2 separate regions of the Homo sapiens genome follow, and region 1 is linked to region 2. The links are chromatin loops, found by intact Hi-C in ENCODE. Cell type or tissue: endothelial cell of umbilical vein. All regions are shown on one strand. Links, peaks and the distances in the headings refer to the core of each region. The heading gives the core; the rest is flanking DNA. Region 1 has its middle 130 kb from the start of LINC01013. Region 2 overlaps CCN2-AS1 (CCN2 antisense RNA 1).

What was found. Peaks named below come from ENCODE experiments on the same cell type or tissue, not always from the same donor. Only the 100,000 strongest peaks of a DNase experiment are listed, where the experiment ranks them.
Region 1: it touches region 2 in a loop (9-fold over the local background); 1 of 110 quality-filtered maps calls a loop at or near these places.

Annotation. Positions count from the first base shown.
Region 1 is chr6:132,253,341-132,264,481 of GRCh38, reverse strand. No RefSeq gene overlaps it. Among named protein-coding and RNA genes, the nearest start is that of LINC01013, 130 kb to the right of the region's middle. In endothelial cell of umbilical vein, for the core only: CTCF peaks have their summits at 4,978 and 5,185; a DNase peak (open chromatin) is centred at 5,231.
Region 2 is chr6:131,955,996-131,967,136 of GRCh38, reverse strand. All of the region lies in intron 2 of CCN2-AS1 (CCN2 antisense RNA 1), which reads right to left. Among named protein-coding and RNA genes, the nearest start is that of CCN2, 10 kb to the right of the region's middle. In endothelial cell of umbilical vein, for the core only: a CTCF peak has its summit at 6,582; a DNase peak (open chromatin) is centred at 6,586; H3K27ac peaks cover 417 bases.

The sequences.
Region 1 (11,141 bases), core at 1,497-9,496, 300 kb before region 2:
GAATGAGAGAGTCTGTAGGACTTGATAATTTTCGGGATGTGCAAGATGGTGGGGAATACGGTAAGCAGAATTTTAAGATGGTCCATATGACCTTGGCGCCCTGGTGCTATTCCTGTGATTATGTTACCTTGTGTGGCAAAGGGGAGGTTATCCAGATGCTCCTAATCTAATCATACAAGCCCTTTGAAAGCAGAGTTGTCTCTGGTTGGGAGCAGAAGGGAGATTTGATGAGAGATTTGAAGCATGAGAAGTATTCAACCTCTTGTGAGAAGCACTTCACATTGCTGGTTGAAGACAGAAAGGGTAAGCTGAGGATTACCTCCAGAAGCTCGAAAAGACTCCCAGCTACCAGTCAGCAAGAAAAAAGGCGATCTTAATCCAGCAACGGCAAGAAACTGAATTCAGCCAACAGCCTGAATAAGGTTTGATGGTGATTCTTCCCTGAGAGCCTCCAAATAAGAGCCCAGCCCAGCTAGTACCTTAATTTCAGCCTTGAGAAACTCTAAGCAGGGAACCCAGTTGAGCTCACCTGGGCTTTTGAGCTGGAGAACTGAAGTAATAGATGGGTGTTGCTCTAGGCTACTAAGGTTATACTAATTTATTACAAAAGTAATAAAAAAAATCCAAGCAAGGAAATAGCTAAGGTCAACTTGGGTCGCTAGAAATGTGCAAGTATCTATAAGTAAAATAGTTAATATAAGAAACGGAATCAGAATGAAAAATATGACTGAATTTAGTTTCTGATTCAGCTCCTTGGATGGGCCATCAAGTTTCATTCATTCATTCTTTTATTCACTCAGAAAGCATTTGTAGTGCACACACTGCAGGCTAGGCCTTGGGTTTGTAAAGATACTGATGAAATTGACCTAGATTCAATGTCTGGTCAGTAATAAGCAGTCAATATATGTTGAACTGAGTGGAACTGTATTAAAAGCCTTTGAGAATCTTCAGTCTGGTGACTTAAAATTCTTAAGCTATGTAGTAAATAAATGCCTGTATCTTCATAGCCCTAGCCGCTTCATGGACATGCTCTGTTTTGATCACTTTATTATCATTGTTGTATATTTTTTGTATATAAATTTGTATATTTTCTACATACATTTATTTACCTTGTTTACTACTGAACATATAAATAACATAGTTTAATTCCCCTTTCCTCAATGTAGGTATGATTTTGTGTGTGTCTTTGAAAATCACAAATACCATTCTTACAGTTGACCACTAAATTAATGGACTAGATAGACAAGGGTCCCTTGTCTGCAGCTTGTTCCTCTGCCTGAAATCCATAGCAGATATTAGGCCATGGGTCACTGTCTCTTATAGTGTTTCTTGTCTGTGCTCTCCAGTCACCAAACAGAATATGAATACCTTGAAGAGGCTCTTTCTCACTCACAGCTGTTTACTCACCAATGCCTAGTGAATAGTAGGGTGTCAATAATTGTATGTGTACAGATTAACTTGCTAATCAAATATGGCAAATAATTTTACCATAAACACATAGAAAAGGTGTTAAAAACTAGAAATAGACACAAGTACTAAGACAATACTTTAATCTCTTTGTTTTGGTGCAGTAGACTTAGAATATTTACAGCAGGTTCATTAATCTGTCCATCCACTAATCCATCCACTAATCCATCCATCCATCCATCCATCCATCCATCCATCCATCCATCCATGCAAACATTCAGCATGTCTTAAGCGCCAGCCATATGTGGACACTCTTCTCTTCCTTTTATTTACTGATTGTGTGACCTTAGACAAGTCACAACCTGCTTGAATACTTTTTCTTTCCTATAAAGTAATGGCAATGATTCCTATCTATTCTTTGCCCTTGAAGTCTAAATGAAATATTCATTTGTATGTGTGGAAGAAAATGCTTTGAAAAAAAGTTCTTTGAAAACTGTGAGTTTATCTACAAAAGTAAGATATTAGCATTATGACTAACATAATTATCACCAGGAATGACCACATTCATATAAATGAGGGCCAGGAAAATAAGAAAATTTATTCACTTACATACAAATAGATCTTCCTATGGTTCTCATATGTCCTCAGGAAAATGGAGGCTAAATATAATGTCTTTGTATTTTTTGCATGGGGTTTGAGAGAACAAATCATGTGCTGTGTGATGGATAGCAACACATCATGCATTCATTCATTCATTTTACAAACATTAATTGTTCCAAACTATATGCAAAGCTCTTTGCTAGGCACCTTATGTGAAATAAAGTGTTTCGAGAAGGTAACTTAAGGATAAGTCTGTGTTGTTCCAAGTTAAAAAAAATCAATTAATCAAATTATTTCAAATATTTTAATATCCCTAATCATTTTAACAAAATCTGGATTATTGTCTTGTTCCCACTTTTAATCCCGGGTGTTGGCGTCATGTAATGCTGACTGTAGGTAATATTTTTAGAACACTCCATCTGCGTCAGTAAATGTGAGTACTTTACTTGCATTATATAATTTAATATTTGCAACAAACCTAAAGACATATCTTTCAATTTTACATATTGGAAAACTTATATGATGTGACCCTGAGGCCAGTCTCTTGGCCCCTATTTTGTACTACCTCAGCTTTTGTTGTCTGAATGCTTAGACACATTATGTTACATAAAGATTAGTAGCTCAATGATATAATGTGTTAGTGATGATTGTTCTCTGGATGGGGCTCAGGTCCTAACTTGATCATAGAGATTCAAAAAAGCTAGAATCCTGTAGGCACAGGCAGCTTTCCATGTTGTCTCTCTCATGTAACATATTTTCTCAGAATAAAAAAATTGATCTGTTTTACATGGAAAATATAGTTATACTTCCAAAAAGCTGAGAAATATTTCAAAGCATGTCAAGCCAAAGCCTGCAGCAAACCCCTTCTTTGACATCACACAATGACAGCTGTCCCAACATGTCTGTCTCTCTTGTGCTCAACAACAGTGATGTGGATCATGTAACACCACATGCTTGGGAGGCATGCCAGATTCCAAAGGCTCCTGCATCTTTCCCAACATTTACCCCTCAAGTACAGATACAAGAGTCATATAAGAAATGGTCAGTGTGGATGAGGTGGGTGGATCACTTGAGGTCAGGAGTTGTAGACTAGCCTGGCCAACATGCTGAAGCCCCATCTCTACTAAAAATACAAAAATTAGCTGGGCATGGTAGCGTACGCCTGTAATCCCAGCTACTCAGGAGGCTGAGGCAGGAGAATCACTTGAACCCACGAGGCAGAAGTTGCAGTGAGCTGAGATCACGCCACTGCACTGCAGCCTGGGCGACAGAGCAAGACTCCATCTCAAAAAAAAAAAAGAGAGAGAGAGAGAGACAAAAAGAAATGGTCAGTGTGTCATAATTCAAATGAGAGAGAATTTTTACTTATAAGAGGGAAATTCTCCTTAGCTGAATATTATAAAAATCAGATGTGATGTTCTACTTTACATTAAGTAGACTTTTCATTGACATCCATGACTGAGAGAGTAGAACATATAAGAGTCACAGGGAAGATAGACTTTGCTGGAAATGAGATGAGCTGAGAGGAGTGTTATCCATCAAGAGCTTCATTCTGAGCCTGCTCCAGTTGTTTCCAGTACAGACTAAAGGACTGAGCCTGCAGTTGTTACAAGCACAAGAATAAAATAGGTTTGGAAAACTCATTCATAACCAATGTGTAGTCTAATGATCTGCTGAAATATGCCTGTGTGGCTGGCAAGAAAGCCAAAAGTAGCCCTGTCGTTTCATTCATTGAGTCATCTAGAAGTGCTGGACAAAGTGATTTGGTATATTTACCTTTATGATTAGAACTGTTGTGTCTCCAAGATCTTCTCCTTCTATACAGAAATCTGTGTATTACAACCTAGAACAATGCAGCAAGGTAAGTCTAGATTTAGAAGGGGACCATTACTGTCACTGTCCTATTTCCTGTCATTGGTATGATTTCAAGATGCCAAGAATCTCTTTCCCTGTTGGAGGAAAGTCCAATAAACTGGAGATCAGAGGACCTTGACTCATCCCACACCGCTACCAATAAGCCATGTGTAACCTGTTATGTTTCTTCATCTCCTCCAGTAATGAATGAGAGTTTGGAAATTTTCTTCCAAATCTAGAAATCTCTGTTATTTTCTCTGAAGCTTACATTGCTTTTTATCCATGGACACTTTCATGCCTTTAGCTATTTGTTCAAATCCCTTTTATCTTGAACCTGATTCAAATGCTGTAATAAGTCTTCAAACACCCATGCTCTTGTACAAAGACTTTAGTGTTCAACTAGGACACACCATATATTTTTCAAGTTACTGAATCTTTGGAAACAAAGCAGGGTCTGGGAGATATCAAATGTGTATAGGATTTTTATTGGAAGGGAGAGGAATAATAGCAGACCTGTGATTGTTACAGACTATTTGAAGAGGTCTGTGTGTCCAAAGCAGAAGTGCAGCTAATTTCCTTGTGCTTCCTATTATTACTGTTGTCTATATTTTAAGCTATCATTGTTTTGTTGATTCGATGGTAATTCTGTTTTAAGTTTTTTGAAGTAAAAACGAAGTTTATGTTATAGAAGTTCATTGTTAATCGGTAAGACAAAACTAAGAACATAAATACCAATGATGATAAGTCATCCTTAACAAGAATCCATACTACTGAAGTACAAAATAGTATATATTCAACCATTTAATGGGATGAGGAAAATTTTAGTTATTTACCATTTTTAAAAAAGCTTAATTAGAAAAGGAAGAGCTACATGAAGTATATTAGTCCATTTTCACACTGCTATAAAGAACTGCCTGAGACTGAGTAATTTATAAAGGAAAGAGGTTTAACTGACTCACAGTTCAGCATGGCTGGGGAGGCCTCAGGAAACTTACAATCACGGTGGAAGGCAAAGGAGAAGCAAGGCACCTTCTTCACAAGGTGGCACGAATGAGAATGAACTCAGCAGGAGCTACCAAACACTTATAAAGCCATCAGATTTTGTGATAATTCACTCACTGTCACGAGAACAGCATGGGGGTCACTGTCCCCATGACTCGATTACCTCCACCAGGTCTTTCCCTTGACACGTAGGGATTATGGGGATTATAGGGATTACAATTCAAAATGAGATTTTGGGTGGGGATATAGCCAAACCATATTATGAAGACTTTTGGAAGTACTTCTGAGTAAAAGAAACAAACAAAAATCCCAAGTTTTTAGATGTGCCACAAGGTGGTGTGAAGAGTCCAGTTTAGCTTGGTTGTTTCATAGCAAGGAGAGAATAATGGAGATTAAAAGGGTAAAGTGCAGCCTCAGAGGAGGTAAAGCAGAGAAGTGGTGCAGTGGAGGTGGGAGCTGGGAGTAGGAGGTGTTTGTAAGTTAAGAAATTGGGATGGACTTGTAGTATTTTCTTCAGAGGCTGAGTTCCTCCCTTTCTTCAAAACAACAATGCTCCTCCTGGCATCTCTTCCTCTTTAACTGATAGGAATCCCTTTTTTGTTTTTCTAAAGTGTCTTGAAAGATGACTTTTATTTTTAGAAGTAACCACACAATACATACACCCTACAGCGTGCAACTTTTCTTCTTCAGCCATAAAACATTTTTGAGTTAAGAATTTATGACTATTTTTACAGAATGTGAACTGTTCGAGGACTAAAATCTATAAGCAATGATTCATACAGACTGCCTATCACTGATAAGTATTATACCTTTAATTCACATTTCTCTCTCCTTAACTTGAGAGAATTGAAAGAGTATGAAAAAGTGTAGTTGTATCGAAAGGATATCCCACAGGCTTTAGCTTGATGTAGTTGGAAGAGCATCCTTATTGAGTGTTTCAACATTTTCCATCTGGGCTGTCAACATGTGTTGCCCGAGCAGGGCAAAATTGGAGAAAACAAACCTGGAAAATCCCCTTCAGGGTATTGATTTTCCTTTTCCCAGAGAAAGGTTTGGGCATGAAAGGAAAGCCCTGCTGTTCTTACTGAAAGTCACATTCTTTGGAGTGGTTGGTTTTTCTACTGGTTTGCAAATCTGAGAGTAAGCCAGTCCAAAAAAGCACTTAGAAAACTTTATTTTCATGGTAAACATTATGCATGCCCAGGGCAAGTTCTCCTCTGTAAGATTATCATTACAGGGGCATTCCTCAAGAAGCAATTTATATATCACTTTTGAGTGAAAGAGCTGCCAAATATATAAATATTCATTTATTCTCAGTTCCATACTAGTTTCTGATTGGTCTTAAATGCCAGTGCTTTAGGAGCAGGTAATGGATACTATAGTTCTTGCCCTTTCCTGAGTTTTTCTCCCACTGGGAAAATGAGCCAGTATCCTCATGACTGCTTATGTGGTAGGTACAGCAACATAAGCACCAAAAGAAAAGTAGATCAAAGTTCCCCTGGTATTTTAAAGAGAGGGTTCATTACGTTTAGGAAAAGGTCTTTGCAGGAAGCAGAATTATAGATGGGACATGAATATTGAGCACCTGTAGTGACTCAATTTAACACTGAGATTCACAATCCTGTTTGCAATAAGCAATGTTAACAAAAACCAGCATTAGCTGAGTCTTTAGTGTGTGCTAGGCATCACTGTATGGACTCTACATATTTAATCTTCACAGAAGCCCCATGAGTTAGGTGCTACTATTATCTTTATTTTACAGATAAGACAACCATGGAATACAAGGGTTAAATGACTTGCCTAAAAGGCACACAGCTGCTAAGTGGCTGAGTCAGGATTTGCAAACAGCCAGGCCTGGTCTCTTATCCACTGTGTGATACAAGCTCTCATTTGAATGCTGTAGATAAACATAATTGTACAGGTATAAAATAAACAAACTCATTGCATCATCACCTAATCTACTAAGGAACTCATCTGTTTGGCAACCTTATGTATTTGAAATACAGTTATAAACCAGGTGGGGGAAAAACAGCTTGTGAGCGGATAAAATACACACCAAATCAAAGCACCAAAGAACAGGTACAGTATTCTTGGGAGGGTATAGCTGACCCTTACCTCAACTGTATTTGCCATTAATTAGCACATACACTGCATGTACCTGTTATTATTGTATTACACAATTTCTCTGTTGTTACTGTAGACAAAAGTGGTTTCCAAATCCAAGGAAATTCAGATCTGCTTTCATTGACATCTATATTCACAGCAGGGAATGAGTTTACATCGGGTCACTTAATGCAAGAGCCCAAATTCTTATCAATTTTAATGAACCCTAGAAAAAACATAGCCTTGCACCAGAGTTCATTAAGAAATGTTCATGCTGGTGACAATAAATCATGAAAAAAATATCAAACCACTTTTGACTATTGGTTCAAGAAGAAGAGAGCATAAAATGCTGTATGGAAAGATCTCTGTTCAAATTAGCTAATCATTTTCAAACCGATAAGTAGTACTTTGGGGAGAAAATACCCTCTTAGAACCAAAACTCATCTATCCATAGCAATATTCTTTGAAGGGTCCAAAAAGTTGAAGTTGAATATATTTTTCTACTTTTGTAAGATAGTGTGACTCCTGAAACAAAAATGCTGAGTGCCATGGCCTCGCATGGGTAGAGTTGATGCCTGTTGGGCACACAGTACCATCACACAGAGTGGGGCTGTGAGCAGGAAGGGGTCCTTCAGGGTGGGTGCAGCTTTCAAGACCCAGTCTGGAAGCAGGACCAATGGAAATTGGTTTTTCTGTCTACAGAACTTTCACGTAGCCTATTTTACCATAATAGATGTAAAAAAATTGAATATGATTCACATATTAGCAAATAAAGGTGCATAAATTATTTTTCAGTTAAGGGCTAGGGGTCCAGAAGTATCTCACCAACATCTGATAAAGTTTTAACTAAAATGCTGACTCTTTAAATAATGGACCAGAAGTCTTTGCCTGAGACACAAAAATATATAGGCACCTTTCCCTTCTTTACTTTAAAAACAGCCCTCCTAACAGCCCTCCTTTTTTACTTTAAAAACAGCACTCTGTTCAATAGAACTGTTGATTTTAGTAGTTTATCTGCTGTTGCATAGGAATCAAAACATGGAAGACATCCCCTGAGTATCCTGCCTTATCTCACATACTTATTCTGTACTCTCAGTTTTGTAAAATTAGCACTTCTTTACTGATAACATCAATTGCATCAAAACATCAGCTAAAATCAGTTTTATCCTGCTTTTTTTCATAATAACTTTATCCAGCTTTAAAAACAACAGTTAAATGATATCATCCCAGGGAGCCTCCATGGTAAAACTAGAATGAGCAAGAACCTCTTATTACTATATTCATTTGTATATGATGAGACCACCTTGCTATTAAGCTGAATATTATGCCTAGAATACATAGTAAGCCTTTTTGCTCTGGAGAAGAGATCCATGTCAACAAACACTAAGAACCTAGTATGTATCCATCCCTATACCATGCACAGAGAATATACTATTGAGGAAAAGAGAAAAGATGGATCTCAAGCAACTCAGATTCTAACAAGGAGGCAGACACAAAACTGTCTAACAAACAACATGGAAAGTGCTATAGAAGCACACTAGTGCCAGGAAGGAAGGGGTGCAGGTGCGCAGAGGGAAGTGTGTTACCCTCTGGGCAGGGCGTGGAGAGGGAGAGAGGGGAAAGGATGGAGCAATGGTTGGAGAAGATGGTATAGCTGTTAAGATTCCTAGCTCTGGAATCGTTCAACAGACCTGCACTGCAAGTGAAGCTCTACTATTTATTAGTTAGTGGGCCTTGGGCAAATTATTTATCTCTTTGTGCCTTTTCTGTAAAATGGGAATAATAGCAGGACTTTCCTACTTGGGTTGTTTTGAGTATTACTTGAGATCATGTATGGAAAATAGTAGTCCAGTGCCAGCAGACAGTTGCCCTTGATAAATGCTAGCCAAAAATGAAGAAGAAAGAGGGCTAATCTGGTAGGGGAGAGACACCTGAGGTTGGTTAAAGGATGGCTAGCCAGAAAGGGGACACAAGGTTGAAAAGTACGTGGAGGTATTATTTGGAAAAAACAAAGTGTACATAGGAACTTGGGTATAGAGTGTATCATGGATGTGAGGAGTAATAGAGTGGGGACGAATTAATACTACAGGTGAAAAACAAAGTTTGGTACATTGCCACCCCCCTCACAATTAGGAGAGAGAAAATATTATGAAAAAGAGAATAACTTATGTGCTAGAATATGTATAATACCTAAATACCTAGCACTGTCTGGATATAAAATTTGTACTTACATGAAATAAGAATTGGGTTTACTCCAGTGTAGCAACTATAAACCTCAGGCCACCATGAGGGCTGCTCATGAGACCTATCACCAGCATCTGACATGGTGGATTGTCTCTTTCACACCTACTTCACGTGGGTTCCAGGATACCACACTCTCTTGGTATTCTTCTTACTCCACTGTTTGTTAGTTGGGTCTGAGTCTCTTTATTAAACAAGCTGGTGACAAAACGTTACTGATAGCTGACTCTATAAGAATCTACCAAAATAATCACTATGGATTTTGAACACGTTCTCCTGGTCCCTTCAGAACTTCCCTGCTGAACTGCCTACATATAGCTTTCTTCCCTCTCATTGATTACTCTGCCGTCACTGGTACCATCCATGAATTGTCTTGCCTGTTGTCCTCTGTACTCTAGAACAGCATCTCTCTTCTTTCAATGTTACCTGTGGTCTTCTGTCATGCCAAACCAAGCTGTATTAGATGGAATTACAAAAAGCAAAATGATTAGAGGATGAAGATGTACCATGGAATGCAGATGCAGAACCATTAATTTCCCATGGGGTAGGCTTTTCACACGGGATCAATGTGATTGAGAAACTAGCGGTGGACTGTAGCTGGACAAGCTCAAAGATTAGCCACAATTTTGGCTGGTGTATATCTTCCATAGTGAAGTCACTTACTGGGATATTAGCAGATTTATGATGATAACTAAAATGACTACTATTAGACATCTATTATATACAAGGCAGCAAATTTCTTTTTTATTTGCTTGCTTTGCATAACTTAGCACTCCCAGTGATCTCTGGATTTGGAGGTTAAGATGCCTAGTTTCATAGAAAAATATTTCTTGGCACCCGGAAAGCTTCTAGTTAATTGCTTTTAGACAGAGATCTTTGAAGTCATTTAAGGGGTTGGACTAGTTTCCTATTGTTGCTGTAAAAAATTACCATGAACTTTCGTGGCTTAAAACAAGACAAGTTTACTATCTTAAAGTTCTGGAGCTCAAAAGCCTGAAATAGGTCTTCTGGGCTAAAACTAAGGTGTTGGCAGAGCTTGGTTCCTTCTGGAAGCTCTAGAGTCTGGAAGCTCTAGAGGACAATCTATTTCCTTGCCTTTTCCACATTCCAGAAGCCTCCTGCATTCCTTGGCTCATGCCTCCTTGCTCCACTTTGAAGTACATTACTCCACCCTCTGCCTCTGCCATTCTCCTCTCTCTGCCTTTGGTTCTCATGTCTCCTTCTTATGTTAATTCTTGTGACTACAATGGGCCCACCAGGATAATCTCCTGCTCAAGATCCTTAACTTAATCATATTTGTAAAGTTCTTTTTGCCATATAAAGTAGCATATTCACAAGTTCTGGGGATTAGGACATGGAAATCTTTGGGGGGAGGCATTGTTTTGTGTATGACAGTGTCTTATAATGAAACATTAAAATATAGTTTTCAGTAGACCAGTACTACCTGATAGAAACCATGAGAAAGCAGAAGCTTCCCATAGTTAAACTTTCATTGAGCAGCAACTCTGTGCCAAGCTTTATATTACTTGTTGAGAATGTAAAACAATAATTGCAATAACAAACAATAACACAGCTACCAATGTGGGAAGTACTTGTAGGTGCCAAGATATGTTGAGATAAATTACCCCTACATCTCACAAGAATACTAAAAGGTTTCTGACCTCGTTTTGAATTAATTACTTCTATAAAGACCCTCTCTCCAAATAATGTCACAATACTGAGGATTAGGAATCTAACATAAGAATTCTAGGGGACACAATTCAACCCAAAACAGACGTTAATACCAACATCCCCACTTCACAGCTAAACCACTGTGAGCATATTTGGCTCTCTTCTCTTAAACCCTCATCTCTTTTGATGACATACTTTAGCTAATTAAGGGCAGCTGTCTGCTGGCACAGTGGAGTAGGAAGAACACCAAGATATTCTCTAAT
Region 2 (11,141 bases), core at 2,212-10,211:
TTTGCTAATCCCTGAATTAGTATAGAGCAATATGTATGTTAGAGATGTGTGTGTGTGTGTGTGTGTGTGTATTTCAAAAAACTAAAGGACTGGAAATGAAAGCAACGTATTCAACATTAGAATAAAAGAAAGAAGAAAAAATTAGGATTCTGGCTCTTACAACGCAGTCCCTTCCTTAATCTTTCAATCCCCATGTTGACCCAGGTCAAAATGGCCCATTTACTCTCTTCCATGTGCCACGGCATCCCCAAAGTCAGGACTGTTGTCCCCACTACTAAGGTCTGAAATGCCCATGCTGCTCCTCTCTTCTTCATCCTTTGGCCCAGCTATGTCCACAAAAAACGTCAGGCTGGGTTTTTTCAGGTTGGTTATTTCTTCCTTTGTGGAACACTTAGTGCTAAATCCTTCTATTTCCACTTAATGACCGACCTCTGCTGACTCACCGACACTTGAGAAAGAGCTCTCAAGCCTCATGGTGTGTGGTTCTATCATCATCTGTGCCTCAAAGTGCCTCAGAAATTCTAATTTCAGGGTCATGACATATTGCGTTACACCAATCCTTCAGAGTTTTCTGTGTCCTGTGGTTCTCAAGTTACACAATTGCGAGGACCACTGGTTGAACTTTTAGTCTATATACGTCTTGCTTCTGCAAATAGATCATAACCTCCTTGTAAGCAAGAACCAGGTATCTTTTTACATCTCGCTGTGTTTAACACAATGTTAGAAACAGACCAAATGCTCAAAATATTTGTGACTTATTTATTTCATTGAGAGGTAAACAATAATAAATGACTCACTGATTTTTAATTTGGGACAGTTGAATACATTTATTAGTCTGGAAGCATTTCACACTAAGATCCTCTTATGCCTAAGGTTAGGCAACTTTGACAGCCGCATTGATTTTTAATATTCTATCAGCCAGTCAATCAGCAACTTTTCCTAAACACCTACTAGTGTTACTAGCCAATTTTCTAGAGAATTATTTACTTTAGTAAATTACGGTTAGAATAAAATAAACATGGTATTTCCTGATATTCTGAAGAACACAAACTTACCAGGTATGAATACATAAGCCTCAGAAATTTTATTTATATAATCAATAAATACAAAATATTTACCTATGAATTGATATAAATAGCTATTTTATAAATTATCATAGTTTCTAAGACCTTAGTAATTATGCAGTTTTAGCCAAATTTTATAATATTTTAAAGTTCAAGCTAGTCCCCAAACTTTACATAAAAAATTCATTCAGTGGTAGATCTGTTTGTACCAGATGCTATGTGAGAGTTATTCACAAATACTCAGAAGTCAACTTCCAAGAAAAACCTTAAATTACCTAAAAACTTAAGAAAAAAAATGGTAGCAATTTGCCAGTAAGCCCTCCGATGATCTTTGATATCTTTAAATCAGAAGAGTTTCTATACCCTTTCCCTTTCAGAATTTTAGAGATTTTAGAAAGTCTTTGCCCCAAAATGTCATTAAAATGTTATCATTTTCTACATATTCCATTATGTTAAAAAAGGTTGAAAAGCATTGCTCTACCCTAATACTATAATAGAATTAGAAAATTATATAAATAGTTACATCAGAAAATATCAATATGAAAATAAAATTATGCCTCTCTCACACTGGTGAAGTCTGTATCAGCTAGGACATTTTATGGTACAATATCGAGAACTTTTTAAAATAGGGTTAGGGGAACATATTGGCTCATGAAATTGATAAATTGAGAGATGGAGTAACTTTAGGCAAGGCTTGATTTAGTACCAAAAATAAGGTTTTCTTCTGTGCTTATGCTCTGTATTTCACTGCAGTACTTTCATTCTTAAACTCCACACATTCGTCTCCCAGCAACCACAGGTGCTCCCAGAATGTCCAGAGCATCCCCAGACCTCACATCTTCACACTACCTCCCTCAGCTGCTTATTCAGATAGTTTATGCTGATCGTTTGGTATTCCAAGGATACACACACATGCACACACACACGTGTACACGTATATATAATAAATATATATAAATTTACATATATAATTTATATATATAAAGATATATATATATCTCTTATTTCCAAGATGTCAATTAGACAGTAGAATAAACTTGGAGATGAAGACTAGAATTTTCTTTAAAATGAAATGGAACGTATTTTAAAATACCAAGGGCATCACATCCAGTAACGATAAAATTACAAAATTTTTGTTTCACTGTGAATGTGTATGTGTGAGTATATATTTACTGGATCAAACAGAAAAAAAGCTTCCTACTAGAGTCAAAAGTTTATTAGGGTTGGGCATGACAGCTCACGCCTGTAACCCCAACTCTTTGTGAGTCTGAGGCAAGATGATCACTTGAGGCCAGGAATTTGAGACTAGCCTGGGCAACATACCGAGACACCGTCTCTACAAAAAGAAATTAAAAATTAACCAGGTGTGATGGTGCATTCCTGTAGTCCTAGCTACTTTGGAGGCTGAGATGGAAGAATTGTTTGAGCCCAGGAGGTCGAGGCTGCATGAACCATAACCACTGCACTCCAGCCTAGGCAACAGAGTGAGACCCTGTTTCAAGAAAAAAAAAAATAGTTTATGTGATTGAACATACTTAGCCACTGCTCCAAGTGCTGGAGAGCAATCGTGAGCAACTTATAAAGCCATGAAACAGCATGATAAAATGTGTAAGTTATTCAAATGCACTGGTAAAACCAAAGAATAGGGCAGGAGCCCTGGAACTGATAGATAAGAATGGAGAACATAGAAGCCAGACAAAGGCTCTTATCTTAGAGGTAATGGGAGCCACACAAAGGTTTGGTTTTAAGCAGGTGAATAAGCACTGTAGATTGATAGATTTCTCAGGCAGCAGTGGAGAGAATGAATTGGAGGGCAATAGTGTGAGTTAAAAGACCAGTTAATAGCAGAAAGACTAATTCAGTGGTCCAAGCAAAAGATGTTGAGGGTATGATGTGTTAGGAAGTTATCATGAGAGGTAGAGTCCACAGAGCTTTATGAATCATCAAATATAAGGACTGAAAGAGAAAAAAGAATACAAGACAACATACAAGCCTCAGTATGGAGTGACTGGGAAGACAGTGTTCTAATCACTAAGATGGGTTCACATCTAAAGGCAAAAGATTTTGAAGTAGAGATGAGTAACAAATTTAGTTTTTACTATGCTTACTTAACATCTGAATAGGACATTCAGATTAATGTGTTGTTAATAGCACAAATGAACTCAGAACCGAGTTTCCGGTTGGGATCCAGACAGCAGGCAACCATCAACAATGTGACAGGAGAAGAATATGTAAGAAGAGGACTAGGGACAAAAGACTACAGGTCACTCACATCATAGGGGTAGGCAGAGGGAAATGAGTCTGCAAAGGAGAACAAAGGAAATGGTCAAAGAGATGGACAGAATGGGATTCAACTAAATACCTACAGAGAGATCAAATTGTATGAGAGCTGGAAAGAATCCACTGGATTTGGCAACAAAGAGGTTATTTGGTGATAATTTGCAGTGCCATGGTCAGGAGCTTTATTACAATGGGTTGAATGGTAATATGAAGGTGTGTATTTGGAGACAGTAAACACAGGGGATTTGTGTGTCACTGTGTGAGTATGTGTGTGTTTTAGGAGCTTCAGTGCAAAAACAAGCAATGAAAAGAGGCTGTTAAGACAATGGGAGGGTTGTTTTATTTCATTTGTTTTGGGGTTTTTCTTTATTATGTGAGAGAAATGTAGCCATGTTTATAGGTTGGGAAGAAGAAGCTGCTAGAGAAAAACAAATTGAAAGACAGGAGAAAATGAAAAGAAAAGAGAGCACATGGTTCCATAAGAGATGTAGTGCCACAGGTTCCAAAGAGCACATGGTTCCATAGGTGACATGGTCCCATAGGTTCCAAGGAGCACATGGTTCCATAGGTGACTTGGTTCCATAGGTTCCAAAGAACACATGGTTCCATAGGAGACATGGTTCCACAGGTTCCAAGGAGCACATGGTTCCATAGGAGACATGGTTCCACAGGTTACAAAGAGCACATGGTTTCATAGGAGACATGGTTCCATAGGTTTCAAGGAGCACATGGTTCCATATGTGACATGGTTCCATAGGAGACTTATGCTTTTGGATCTAAAGCCCAAGTGGAGGTCTGTCTGAACCAGCACTATTCTGTCAAACTTTCTGCAAAGATAAAAATGTTCTCCATGCCATCCAAACAATAACCGTTAGCTGTACATGGCTACTGAGTATTTGAAATGCAACCAGTACAACTGAAAAACTGAATTTTAACATTGGTTAATTTAAATGAAATAGCCCTATGTGGCTAGTGGCTGTAGAACTGAACACTGCAGCTCAAACTAAAGAAGCGAATAGGAAGCTGAGAGCCCATCAATCCTGGAGACAAAGGCTGGAGGTTTTCACACCTGGTAGTCTCATGTAGAAAGGAAGGCTGATCAGCAGGGAGGCAGAGGAAGGGTTGACAGGGTAGGACCTTGGAGGGAAGCAGTTAGGCTTGGAAGGGACACAAAGGAAAGGATGGCAAAGAACTGACCAGAGCAACTAAAAGCACAACATAGTAGAACCGAGGACACATCTGAGACTAGAGACCACAAATGTATGGCAGACACTATAGGAACAACTAAGGCAGGCACTGGCTTGAAGAAAGGTCATGAGGCCAAAGGCCAGAAGTGTAACAAGGGGCTGTTGGCATAAAACAGTATGCCATGGAGAGAGAGGAAGCAAAACCGTGTGTCCAGGAGAAAAGGAAGGGGCAAGAGACCAAAGTCACGATCAGGTCAAAACATTGATGTGAAGAATAAATGAGCAAGAGAGGCCGGGGGCGGTGGCTCACGCCTGTAATCCCAGCACTTTGGGAGACCGAGGTGGGCAGATCATGAGGTCAGGAGATGGAGACCATCCTGGCTAACACGGTGAAACCCCGTCTCTACTAAAAGTACAAAAAACTTAGCCAGGCGTGGTGGCGGGCGCCTGTAGTCCCAGCTGCTCGGGAGGCTGAGGCAGGAGAATGGCGTGAACCCAGGAGGTGGAGCTTGCAGTGAGCCGAGATCGCCCAACTGCACTCCAGCCTGGGCGACAGAGCGAGACTCCGTCTCAAAAAAAAAAGAATAAATGAGCAAGAGAGAGCAGGAGAGGACAGAAATGTAGGGCTGTATTAGTCTGTACTCACATTGCTATAAAGAACTACGTGAGACTGGATAATCTATAAAGAAGAGAGGTTTAATTGGTTCATGGTTCTGCAGGCCGTAAAGGAAGCATGACTGGGGAGGTCTCGGGAAACTTGCAATCACAGCGGAAAGCAAAGAGGAAAGAGACACGTCCTACATGGCTGGAGCAGGAAGAAAAGAACAAAGGGGGACACTTTTAAACAAGCAGATTTCATGAGAACTCTCTCATGAGACAGCACCAGGGTGATGGTGCTAAACCTTCAGAAACCACCCCTATGATCCAATCACCTCCCACCAGCTCCACCTCCAACACTGGGGATTACAATCTTACATGAGATTTGGTGGGGACACAGAGCCAAACCATATCAAGGACCCAAGGGGATTGCAGAAGTTCTATGAAATGGCAGGGTGTATGGCAAATCCTGACTAGCTTAGAAGAGACAGGCAAGAGGAGCTTAGAAGTGAGTTTGGATAGTGATTTGGGTGGATATTGGGGTAACTTACGATGGTGGCAGGACTTTGAGCGTGAAAACCCGAAAAAATATATATATATATATATATATGAGATACTATACACACACATTATATATACACACATACATATATACAGTATATATTATAGGAAAGCTGACCAATTATCTGCAAAGATGATCCACTCCCAAAGGGAAAGTTCAGGTTGGTACCATGATCAAACCCCCCAACTTTTAAGAACGTCCATTTGGTTTCTCTAGGAACTTTTGTTGTATTTCTTTTTCTTCAAAGAGGCAGAGAAAATAACCATGTTTTTGACTGTCAGTGTTATAATATTAGGTCACAGCTTTTGTAGCTATTAAATGCAATTGTATTATTCAAAGGGACATTTCATTTTCCACTTGCACAGCTCTCTCTATTTTGGAATTGTCTCCTCTAGTTATTGAACTTAATAAGCTTAAATGCCCCCATATGTACAGAAAGGGTTCAGTATTATCCATATTGTGAGGCTGTATGACATCATTGTATCCAAGCCCTTTCATGGTCATTTTACACAGACTAGCACTTTCTCACTTTCTTTCTCTCTCTCCCTCTCTCTTTCACGTCATGACTTTAATGGCAAAAACTAGAAACTTACATTTTCTCCCTTCTCCTACAGCATTAATATTACCCACATGCATGTGCACGCCCACACATTCACCCATGGGGACATTTTCCAGACACAGCTTTTGCAACTATCACAAAATTAATAAATCCTATATTAAACGGTGCCCAATTTTTTACTATAAATATTTCTACTTTCACATAGGTATTAATCTAATCTGTTTAGATGTTTCAGATATGGACGTTTCTAATAATAATGATAATTGGTACCAAATTACTTAAACTGTATTTCTTGCTGCTTTCAAGAACTTATACTCCCCCCTGTGGCAATTTGATGACAAAAACAAAAACAAAACAGAAAAAAACAGGATCCTGAAGACAGAATCACAATTCATAAATCATTCACAAGTTCAAAATAACGGTATGTTTCTTGCTAGAAAAAGGCTGTCAATACAAACTGTCATGACATTCTTTTTTTTTAAGTGTAATCTGCATAATACATGACCGTGAAAACTACTGAGCTAAGTGCTAATACGTAGTAAATGTGCTAAGGCAGAAATTTAGTATCTAAAAATATTCAGAGATGAACTAAAAGGACAGTTTTATTTTACTTTAATGAACATTTATTGAGTGTTTAGTCTCTGACAAGCATTGTTCTAGATGTTTTAGGATTTTTTGGTATTTAACCCTTGCAAAATGTCCCAACAATTCTATGAAATCTTATGAAGTGGGTACCATTATTATCTCCAGGTTAACAGAAGCAGAGACTTAGAGAGATTAAGTAGTTTGCTTAATGTCATGCATTAAGCCATATTAACATTTAATCATATTATTAAATAGAGAAATAGAGAAAAAAAATCTCTCCTGAAATGGTGAAAAAGAGAAATACAAAGTACAGCAAATTTTATATTCAGATCAATTTGATGATATATCTATTTCTAAAACATTCTAAATCAAGATAAAAATTAGGACTCACTCAATCCAAAATGGTGGCTAATTTTATGAAATGCTTTAAACTATAAAATTAGCTTACTTTAAGTGACAAAATTTCACACTAGAATGTCAAGCTACAATTGTTAAAAATCTTGTTTAATCAATTAAATATGAGCCAAGTTTATTTTGGCAGGTTTTATTCTTACGATCTTGAAAACAAAGCATAAACACCAAAGTTTTTTTTTTTTAAATGATGTACTAGTGTCTTCCCCACCTCACTGCACCTTTGCTTTTCTAGGCCTAGCTTGGTGGAATATTGGGCTGCCAGAAACAGTACAACAGGAGTATTTCCCTACCACCAGCAATGCCAGGAAAAATAAGGAAGTCCAAGTAAAATGACCCCCTGCAACACTTTAGTAAAGGATGCCAGGTGATGTAGCTATGACATAAATACATTTGGTGAGTGGCTTCTGCCTTGTGGCCTCCTGCCCTCACATGCAGGGTCTAAGAATTCTCCTCGTCCTTGGCGCTTACGGTAGACAAAATGGCTTCCAGATGGCCGTTTCTGCTCAACATAAGGTCATTTTCCCTTCTTGGAAAGTTGGATATGATGCATGAGAAATACAGGAGTTTGGACTTCTCGAGTTCACTTTAGATGAAGGCCAGGCTTCAGTGTGTAAAATGAGAACACATGAGAGAAAAGTGGTAACACCACACTGTGGGTCCCCCCTCTCGGGGAGGCTTCAGAAGCTGACAAGGAAAAACCAGCTTGACCCATGAGGGATGGGCCTGCCTCGAAAGCGATCAAAGCCAACCAGGGAGGATACATTTGACTGTGGCAGTGCTCAGCCCTACTGCAAAGCAACATTGGTTCAAAGTCCATCTGAAACTGGACTGGAAGTTTGCTTGCTTACCTTCTGAGCTGAAAGCAAATAGTAGGAGCCTCAGCAATCAGTCAAATACGGAAACAGCAGGGAAAACCACAATCAAGAAGAACCAACATAGAGACGTTAGAAATGATGAAAATGCCACAAAAGATTCAATTGGACAAAATAAGTTTTTATCATCTGTATATGAGAAATAGCTTAATAGTGATATTATTTCCAGACATGAGCAAGTCAATGGTTATATGAAATGTAATCCTGTAGTTGTTAACTTTCACACACATGTGCAGGTCAATAAGAAAATTCCCTCATCATAACCCCACCATTCCTAGACAACCCTCTCTCTCTGCCATGTGTAGTTATGACAAATCGCATTCCATTAACAACATGAAACTAGTTATGATTCCAATCAAATCCTTCCATGGTTAAAGGAGAGAGGGAGAAAGCTGTAAACCTGAAAGGCAAAGCATATTCAGTTTGAGGAAAGTGCATTTTCAGTTAAGGCAAGTTCATAAAATAAATATCAATAACATGGCAGGACATGTTTATTAGGGGATACTCGTGAAAAACCTATGTTGATAGTAGACATTGCTTCAGTGCTGATGGTTTGTCCCAGACTCTGTCATGATATTTATCCCTAAGGGTAGCTTATCAGTGAATGATACAATTATTCAAGAAGACCTTCATGATGTCTATGGTTGGTCCCAGTCTCAGCCGAAACAAGACTGCATAGGGTTAGACTGAACGCTTTCAGTGTGGGCTGAGGCTGACATCAGAGCAGAGCACACCCTGATATTAAGCCTCCCAAAGCATACCCATCATCTTATTCATTTTTTCCTTTTTTAGCTGCATCAGTTAGTTAGCGGATAAGAAGAACATATCTGTCTACATAGCAACATCACCAAAATCTTAATTGTTAAAAAAAAAAAAAAAAAGCAAATCTAAGCCCAAATTTCTCTACTAATACAGGTCAGTAAACATTTTCTTTCTACTTCATGTTTATCTCAGACCACGGCACAATACAATAGTGACTGCCAGTTAGCCCACAGGTGTTTATATGCCTTCTAGGGTGTGTCCTTTAAGAGTTTAAGATCTGAGATAACTATCTTAAGGACACACAGTGTTTAGAGATCACCATATATAGAATGGAAAGAAAAGAAGCCGTGAAGTTTGGAAGGAAAGGCAAGGGGTGTTCTCTTTAGAAGAACTGAATTTAAATTCACTTGTCCCTTCTCCACCTCTAACCAGGCTTGTGTATGTTAGCATTATTGGACCTCAATTTCCTCACCTGCAATATGGGTAGAATAATACCTAATGCGATTGTTATGATAATGAAGTAAGATGGTAACCGTGAAAGGGCTTTGTAAATTAAAAATTTCTACATAAACAAAAGAGAATGCAGTCAAAATTTTGAGTATCTATTTTAGGCACCCAGATAGAGTTCTAAGAAGCGTTCCCGCTAAATTGTTCAGATAAAATTGGCATCGTGCATTCTAACATCAAATTAAACAATGCATTAGTTGACTTTTACTTCAAATCTGATGATGTCAGGATTTTAAATAGAATGTGGTTTTTCTTCATATGTGGTGAAAGTTCTGACTTAGAAGATAAGATACCTTCTCAAAAAGCCTTATCCAGGTGCTCAGATTTTAATATATGATTCCCATAGGCATGGTTATTTAAAGATTTACACACAGGAAAATAGTTTAGAAACTCTTTGGATGATTCAAACAACTTGGTTTTTAGCATTCTAGAACATACTGGCTACCAAGTTTGCTTTTAATTTGAAAACTTGTCACCATCATGGTAGCACAGTTCACATTACAAAATGAAATGAAAGAAAACTGTCAACCCAAATATATGTAAAGTGTTAAAGTCTGTAGCATCACATTAAGTAAAATACCACCTTGGTTTCCAAGAAATACAAATCTAAAGAAAATGTGATGGACACAAGCAATCATAATTTTTTGGTTGTTTCTTTATCATTTGCATACCATATTCTTATTAGTGATAAGTTACACATTTTTCACTGAAGAAAGGAAGACTGTTAGGAACTCCCTAACTCTCCCCATCCTCCACAAATCAATGAAAACTATGAACATATAATGAAGATGAAGGGAGTAGATGCTATCAGGTGACAAAAATAAGCTGAGCATAGAATTTTGTTTTAGGTATCCTGAAAACTATGATTAAAATGCATGCCCACATTATCATCGAAGTGACAATATAAGGTATATAAGAAGCATAAGACAAATTTAAAAGTTTCATCTGTGGCCCGGCGCAGGGGCTTACGCCTGTAATCCCAGCACTTTGGGAGGCTGAGATGGGCTGATCTCTTGAGCTCAGGAGTTCGAGACCAGCCTGGGCAACATGGCAAAACCCCATCTCTACAAAAAAAAAAAAAAAAATTCTTTTAATTAGCTGGATATGGTGGTGCACACCTGTAGTCCCAGCTATCCCAGCTACTTGGGAGGCTGAGGCAGGAAGATCACTTGAGCCCAGGAGGCAGAGGTTGCAGTGAGCCAAGATCATGGCACTACATTCCACCCTGGGAGACAGAGCCAGACCCTATTTCAAAAAGAAAAAAAGTTTTCATTTGTTAAATGTCTCTATCAATCCTGAATATCTAATCTAATAAAATAAATAAATAAATAAGAGGTAGGATTTGATTTTCTCTGAGCTCTCACCTAGTTTTAACACTCTAAAACCCATGCAGAGCTGGACACTGTTATAAAATCAAACTGTGACAGGCTTTTACAGTCAATCTGAGTTGGGCTTAGTTTTGAGAGCCACTGAAGAATGGAAGAGAAGGGCAATTTTAAAACTCTAATACCTTTATGAAAGTGCTTTCATAAATATTGTCTCCTTGAGCTGCACATTAACTGTGAACAGGTGGGAAATTTCAGGCTCAGAGAGAGTAGGTGTCTTCCCTGAGGTCACTGGCAAGCAAATGGCAGGTATGGAGCTCACACCTTCACCTCCTAGCCAGTCCCCTAGGCTCCACCTAATGGTATTCCAGGGAGTTTGAAGTTGTGAGAAGGGACCTCAGGCCTCTTGGCTAGAGGTGGGAGCACA